Regions from separate parts of the Mus musculus genome. Here region 2 is linked to region 1. The links are chromatin contacts, found by Hi-C or POLR2A ChIA-PET in ENCODE. All regions are on one chromosome and are shown on one strand. Each heading gives the region's core, a stretch centred on a gene start or an enhancer-like site at or near the end of the contact. The rest is flanking DNA. Distances are from core to core; before and after follow the strand shown.

Region 1 (3,371 bases), core at 524-3,023:
CTGAGATGTAGTTAAGGCCTTTGTAAGCCAGCAAATCACTTGAGGTAACACTGTCATTTCCCCCCATTGTGTTGAAGCTGTCTTTACACAGGCCCTTTAGTCGATGGTCAGTTCTTGAGGTTAACTTGAAAACCTTAGATTATTTCTTCATCTCTAGATATCTTACATGGCAGGCCCCTGAGGCATATTAGTTAGATACAAGATTGAATGTGTGAAACAAGGTTTGGTTGTATTGAGGTGATAAAATGTATAGCATCTTGTAGGGCAATCCTGAGATTAATAAGATTAATCTGTAATGAGATTGCTATAAATGCTGATCCTAGGGCTAGGAAGATGCATCTGTGGGTAAAGTTCTTGCTGTGTAAGGATGAAGACCAGAGTTCAGATCCTCAAAATCCATGGAGAATCCACAAGGCACAGCAGCCTGTCTGTAGTTCTAAGAACCCTGGAGTTGGAGACAGAATACCTTGGAAACAAGCTGGGTAGCCAGCCTAGCCAACCAGTGATCTCTGCTCTGAGTGCGACCATGCTTCAGTAAGAAAGGCAGAGAGAGTGATCAAGAAAGATACCTGATGTCAATCTTGAGTCTTCCCATACATACAGACACACAGACAGACAGACACACACATGCTCATGAGTCTACACACATGTAGACATGTATGCACATATACATAGAGCTAAGATCTTTTAAGAACGTTGATTCCCTGAACTGTACTTGATAGACTCTGACTCCCCATATTCTAGTAGTACTTAATAGCAGAGACTCTGGCAGGAGCAGCTAGCACTTCTGACAAGGTGCTGTGATCAATAGATTATTGATTTGGATCCCCTTTGTAGAAATCCTGATCCACAGGTCAGACAGACATGCTTGATGCATCCCCAAATTCAAAAGTAGGAAATTGAACTAGCAATGAGTACAGTCTCAACATTGAGTCTATCAAGATTAATGAATCCACGGCTTTAGGCTACTTGGGGATAACTGTTGGATACCTTCGCTGTCTTATCTCATAAGCCCACGCAGCTAGGAGGCACGCACCCCACTCCCACCTCAGAATTATCCTAAAACAAAACATAAAAAAATCCAACTAACTAACTAACTAACTAACTAACTTCCAGTGTCCATACATGTCTGTCTATGGCAACATTCTCCATCTTTGAGAAACTTTACTCTCAGACTCCTTCACCTCCAAGAACAACAGAAGTAAATAGGCCTAAATGATGCCAGCTTCAGCACCTTTCAAGGCATTACTTAAATCTCACTTACACCCTAGGAAATCCAATGGGTGTGTAAAACCTAAATGCAGCCCAGTCCCATCAAAACAAAAGCCCTCGGCATCTAAAGCCTTAAACCTTCCATCTGTCTCCCTACCCCCACACATATACAGAGTAGTAATTCCCCAAAGCTCCCAAGAGGCACAAGCTTGGCAATGGAACACAGCATCCCTGGAGTGACAGTCCAGTGAGACTTTGTGCCTCAGCATTCTTGGGGCCCGGCTTCTCTGCTGGGAGCTAAAGGCGTCATGAAAGTGCATGGTGGCTGAACGCAGAGGGGAACACACTCCCTGGGGAGCTGGTGACACTTTGGATACCTGCTGTCACCAGGTGTTGAGAGTCATGAAGCCAGACATTCTGGCTGCAAGGTGCTGCCCTAGGGACAGTCAGGAGGGAAGTCCTGTGGCTCTCAGCATCGGGGTGACAAGGTTGCTGTCTATTTACAGTAAGAGCAGACGAGCCAAGCCGTCGCAGGCATGAGGAACAGGGCAGGCAAGCAGCGTCTGATGAACGTTCTGTGGAAATGTGGCAATCACTCTGCTGCATGTTTTCTCCTTCACTCTCACGCCACCCCGCAAGCAGAAATGATTACTTCATTTAGGAGCAAACCGAAGCTGGGGAACAAAAATCTTCCTCAAAATGCTAAGCAGATACATTAAAGATGCAGGGCCTTAAACCTGGGCCTGTCTGGTTTTTAACACGTTCTTAGCCCAGTGCCTTCCATAAGGCAAAATTATTTTTAGGCCTGAAGATGTGATTGGCCCACTTTGAAGACAAGGTTTCAGATCCAATATTTCCGTTCAAGGTGCGGGCTATACCATTCAATGTAGTTTGAGCCTCTGGCACTGTGAGTCACGTCTGTACTAAGAAAAGAATCATTTACTAAGGCCTATCTGGTATCCACATCAGTGATGTTACATTCAATGGATGCTTAATAAATGGGCTAACGAATAGGAGTCAGTTGGTTTGAGGGCATAAACGCATGAATGAATGAAGCTAAGGCTGAAAGGGGCATCAGGGACTCAGTCAGCAATGTTGGCTTAGTCCATCACTATATTCCCATACCTGAGAAAGTTAACTTCAACACAAGCAAATGTTTTAGTTATCATTGTTCTGAAAGCCCTGGTTAAGCATCAAGTGACCTTAATAACCTAGGCTCTGGTGACGGTGGCATGTGGTGGTGGCATGTAATAGAACAAACCACTTACCTCACAAACCAGCAAGCAGAGATGAAAAAGAGAGCAAGTTCCCCCATACCCTAGTATCAAGGGCATACCCATACTGCTCCCAGAACCTCCTCTGTGTAGCACTACCCTCTGGGCCAAAGAGCAGCCATCTTTATTATTATTATTTCAGCCATCCTACTTGCCAAAGATCTTCTCAGCGGGGCTTGTTGACTGCTGACATTCTCTCAAAGAAGGAGAAATGAGGGGGGTCATGGGACCTTCCTCTCAACCAGCTGTAACTGACCTAATTACATTTGGCCTCGGGGTCTTGGTGAGAGACTAGAGGGACTAGATTACATAGGCTGGGGAAGACTTGGGGAGGGGGGCCCCACCTATGCAGCTATGGGGAGGCCTTCATCCATATTGGGAAAAGACTTTCCAGTGCAGCTGAAGGGGGTCACCCACCTTCCCTTCCCTGCTCTGTAAGAAAGTCCAATAAATGTATTGGTTCCCCAGGGAGAGCTTTGGTGGGACCAAACTTTGCTCTATCGCTAGGACTCTAAAGAGGAAGGGGCAGATACTCCCTAGCCTCTCCTAGGGAGAAAATTCTCTAAACAGGTCCTATCACTTTCTAATACTGTGTCCATAGGGATAAAGCCTTTCATACTTGAAGCTCTAGAAGACATACCTCCACGTCATAGCACCCATATGGACACAGACTGGTCAATACCAGCCTATAAAAACAAAACAAAACAAAAAAAAACAAAACAAAACAAACAGGAGGACATGGTTTTGAGTCACGTGATGTGATATTTTTGATGTCTGGGGAAACAGCCTTGGTGTATGGTGGGTCTGAGCATCTTTGGTGGCAGTGACCCACCTAACCTGATGTTGATTTCTACCGAGAACTGAGCTCAGTCTGAAGCCAAAGTT
Region 2 (3,063 bases), core at 292-2,791, 190 kb after region 1:
TTCTTGTCTTACTTTCTTTTCCTGTCAATTTGATAAAACACACTGACATATGCAACTTATGGGAGAGAAGGCTTATCCTGGTCATAGTTCAAGGTACAATCTATCACAGTAGGGGATTCCTGACAGCAAAAGCTTGAAGTAGCTGGTCATATAGATCCACAGTAAGGAAGCAGAGAGCGATAAATGCTTGAACTCAACTTATTGTCCTATTTGTAGACATTCAAGTTCCTAGCCTAGGGAATGGTGCCACCCACAGTGGAAAGGCCTTCTCTGTTTGATTAGCCTAATGGAGGTAATACCCCCACAGGCATACATTAAGCCCATCTCCCCTGTGAGTCTAGATCTCATCAAGCTGGCATACGCATCAGCCATCACGGATCGGGAGATGGTGGTGGTCGTGGCCGCACAGCAATCTGGTTGCTTTTATATCACCAAATAGTTTAAAGTCAGACAGAAGGGTAGAGTCCATGGCGTTTATATATCATCCAAATGTAGAAGCCACTGTTTTGTGTCAGTATGAAGTCATACTCCGGCAGAGACCTGTCTTCACGTCATATAGATCCCGCACCACAGCTTGAGCAGGGCAGAGTCTTTATTTTTATGACAATCGTGACCCTTGATCCACAAACACTTTAGCAGTGTAAGCAGTGGGTAAGACTACAAGAACCAAGAAAGCTGAAAGTCACCATTCACATGTTGACCTTGACAGAAAGACTGCAAAAACAAGGGCTTAAACTCAACACAATCTGCCACCAATTCAGAACGAGCTACTGCCGTGTACCCTAAGGGACTGGGGCGCATTCACCGTTGAACTTGAACTGAATTTTTTTGACTCCTGTATATTTAAATTCCCATCAACACTGGGACTGCCAACTCCACTTCTGCTGCTGATCACAGAACTCATCTCTTATCATCTGGCAGAACCGCTCCCATGAAAACGCTCGAGTTTTGAACATCCTGAGGTGCTGAGGACACTTTGAAAAAAACGTTAAACAATAAAAACTGTCAGCAATTACTGGAAATGGAAAGCCAGCCAAGCCTCTTTGATGGAATTTTTTTTTTTAATGCCTGGAACAACCTTCCCACACCCACTCCCACATCTATCACACAAGTGCACTTCTCCTTTCACAGTTCACCTTAAGTCACTTCTCAGTGACTCTATAATGAAGGCAGAGGAGAGGCAGTGTGAGGGAAACAAAGAGTACTCGCCACCCCACCCCAACCCCCAGAGCAAGGCTTGGGGTTGCCCAGAGCCCCAACCTAATTATTATATTCATGCTACATTTTTTTCCATTCTGCTCAATGAGCTAGTGTTTTCCAGTGCACATCTCTATATTAACCTGTGTGTGCAATACCCATCTTCACTCTGAGAATCCTCAGTGGCTCCAGGATAACTGGCTGCTCTGAATGGGCTAGAGACTCTGGGACCATGCTGAGTCAGCCAGGCCAAGTGTGACTCACAGTGCTCCTGCTGAGAAGCTAAGAATCTCCTTCTTGGAGAGGCAAGGGGTTTGTCACAGAGAAGGAGCCACACACCCAGCAAGCCTTTCCATCCGGCAAACGTAATTCAGCAAATATTTGCCAAAGACCTACTAAATGCCAGGCGGGCATAATGCCAGAAATTGGGGACAAAAATATGCCTAAGACGTGGACCCAGGGAAGAAACAGCTGGTGCTTCCTATAGCAACCACATTCTCAAGGAGTCATCAGAACACTACTAGGGGGGGTAAAAATAGCAGCTTTGCCCTCAAAAAAAAAAAAAAAAAAAAAAAAAAAGAGAGAGAGAAAAACTAAAATAAAAAATAAAAATGCCAAGTACACATACGTCAGCCAGTTCCCAAGCAAACATTACACACTGGAAGGACAGATTTACAAGCCTGGTGTCGTCTTTGCAGACTTTCCTCTTCAGAACTCCAGTTATCACATACTCCAGACACATAAGTGTCCCAATGTCCCCTAAGCAACAAAAACCAACTCACACCGACGTGAATGCAAGCCTCAAGGATCTACTACCACGAACCTGGAGCTCACTCATATGCTATGCTCCACAAACCTGGCAAGAAGCAACTCTTCATTTGCAGAGGTTAACCCCCCCCCCCCCCAGTGCCTGGCACGAGGCTCAGCCTATGACAAGCAGTTAAAAACATTTTCGGCACTAGAATCATGATTTAGCCACCTGCATATTACTGTAAAAATTAACAGTTAAAGAGTCTGTTGTAGCTCATCTGAAGCAACAATAGCACCTATAAAACCCTCACTCCTGGTCCCTCGACACCCGAACATTCCCTCCTCCTTTGGGATCTGAGGAAGACAGATTCTGGCCCCTTTGCTTGATGGAGACTAAAACCACAGGTGTCCAGATCTTTTCTGTTAAAATGACAGGATTTGCAGTGAACCTACATACTCGTGGGCTGGAGAGATGGCACAGTGGTTAGTTAAGAGCGTTCCCTGCTCTTTCAGAAAGGACTCAGGTTCTCAGTACCTACACAGCAGCTAACAACTATCTGTAACTCTAGCTTAGGGCATCCAGAACCTCTTCTGACTTCTGTGAATTCCTGTGCACTTGTGGCACACATCCAAATACTCAGACATCTCCATATACACATGTAAAATACACATGTAAATAAGTACCTTTTAAAAAAATATGACGAACTATTTTTAAACCTCAGTTAGTTGAATCAGCATATGCAAGACCAAAACAGAGAGAGCTTTCAAGAGGGAGATAAGGTAAACTGAGGTTGTATGGGTGGTCCCTAACCCAGTATGAGTGTCCTTGTAAGAAGAGATTAGGGATAAAACACCTGAGAAGATGACATGAAGACTCAAGAAGAATTCAGTCCACAAGCCAAATTAAATATCCCAGAAGAACCTGGCTCGGCTGACCTTTTACCTCAGACACCTCACCTACACAGTCACAGGAAACAAATGTCTCTCTTTCCAGCCAGCCAGCCTTGGGGCATCTTGTTACAGTAGCCCTAGAAAACTGACACAGAAAGCCAACAAGGCCTTATTGAGGACTGAGGTCTGGACTGGGAGATGCTCAGTGTCAGAAAGTCAGAGTGG

What was found. A loop is a pair of places that touch in the nucleus more often than their neighbours do. ChIA-PET counts read pairs that join two places held with the same protein, here RNA polymerase II (POLR2A).
Region 2: a map of heart shows a loop between it and region 1 (2.0-fold over the local background). The contact joins two enhancer-like sites. A Hi-C loop is called at or near these places in 1 of 37 maps with a recorded cell type or tissue (heart). POLR2A ChIA-PET finds 5 or more read pairs at or near these places in 1 of 5 experiments (embryonic stem cell).

The regions. Positions count from the first base shown.
Region 1 is chr13:45,639,102-45,642,472 of GRCm38, forward strand. The region is part of intron 6 of Atxn1 (ataxin 1); the gene reads right to left. Among named protein-coding and RNA genes, the nearest start is that of Gm34582, 120 kb to the left of the region's middle. Within about 2 kb of position 1,774, at least 1 of the 3 ENCODE cell types and tissues checked has a DNase peak (open chromatin) inside an H3K27ac peak, as active enhancers do.
Region 2 is chr13:45,826,277-45,829,339 of GRCm38, forward strand. The region is part of intron 3 of Atxn1 (ataxin 1); the gene reads right to left. Among named protein-coding and RNA genes, the nearest start is that of Atxn1, 140 kb to the right of the region's middle. Within about 2 kb of position 1,542, at least 2 of the 3 ENCODE cell types and tissues checked have a DNase peak (open chromatin) inside an H3K27ac peak, as active enhancers do.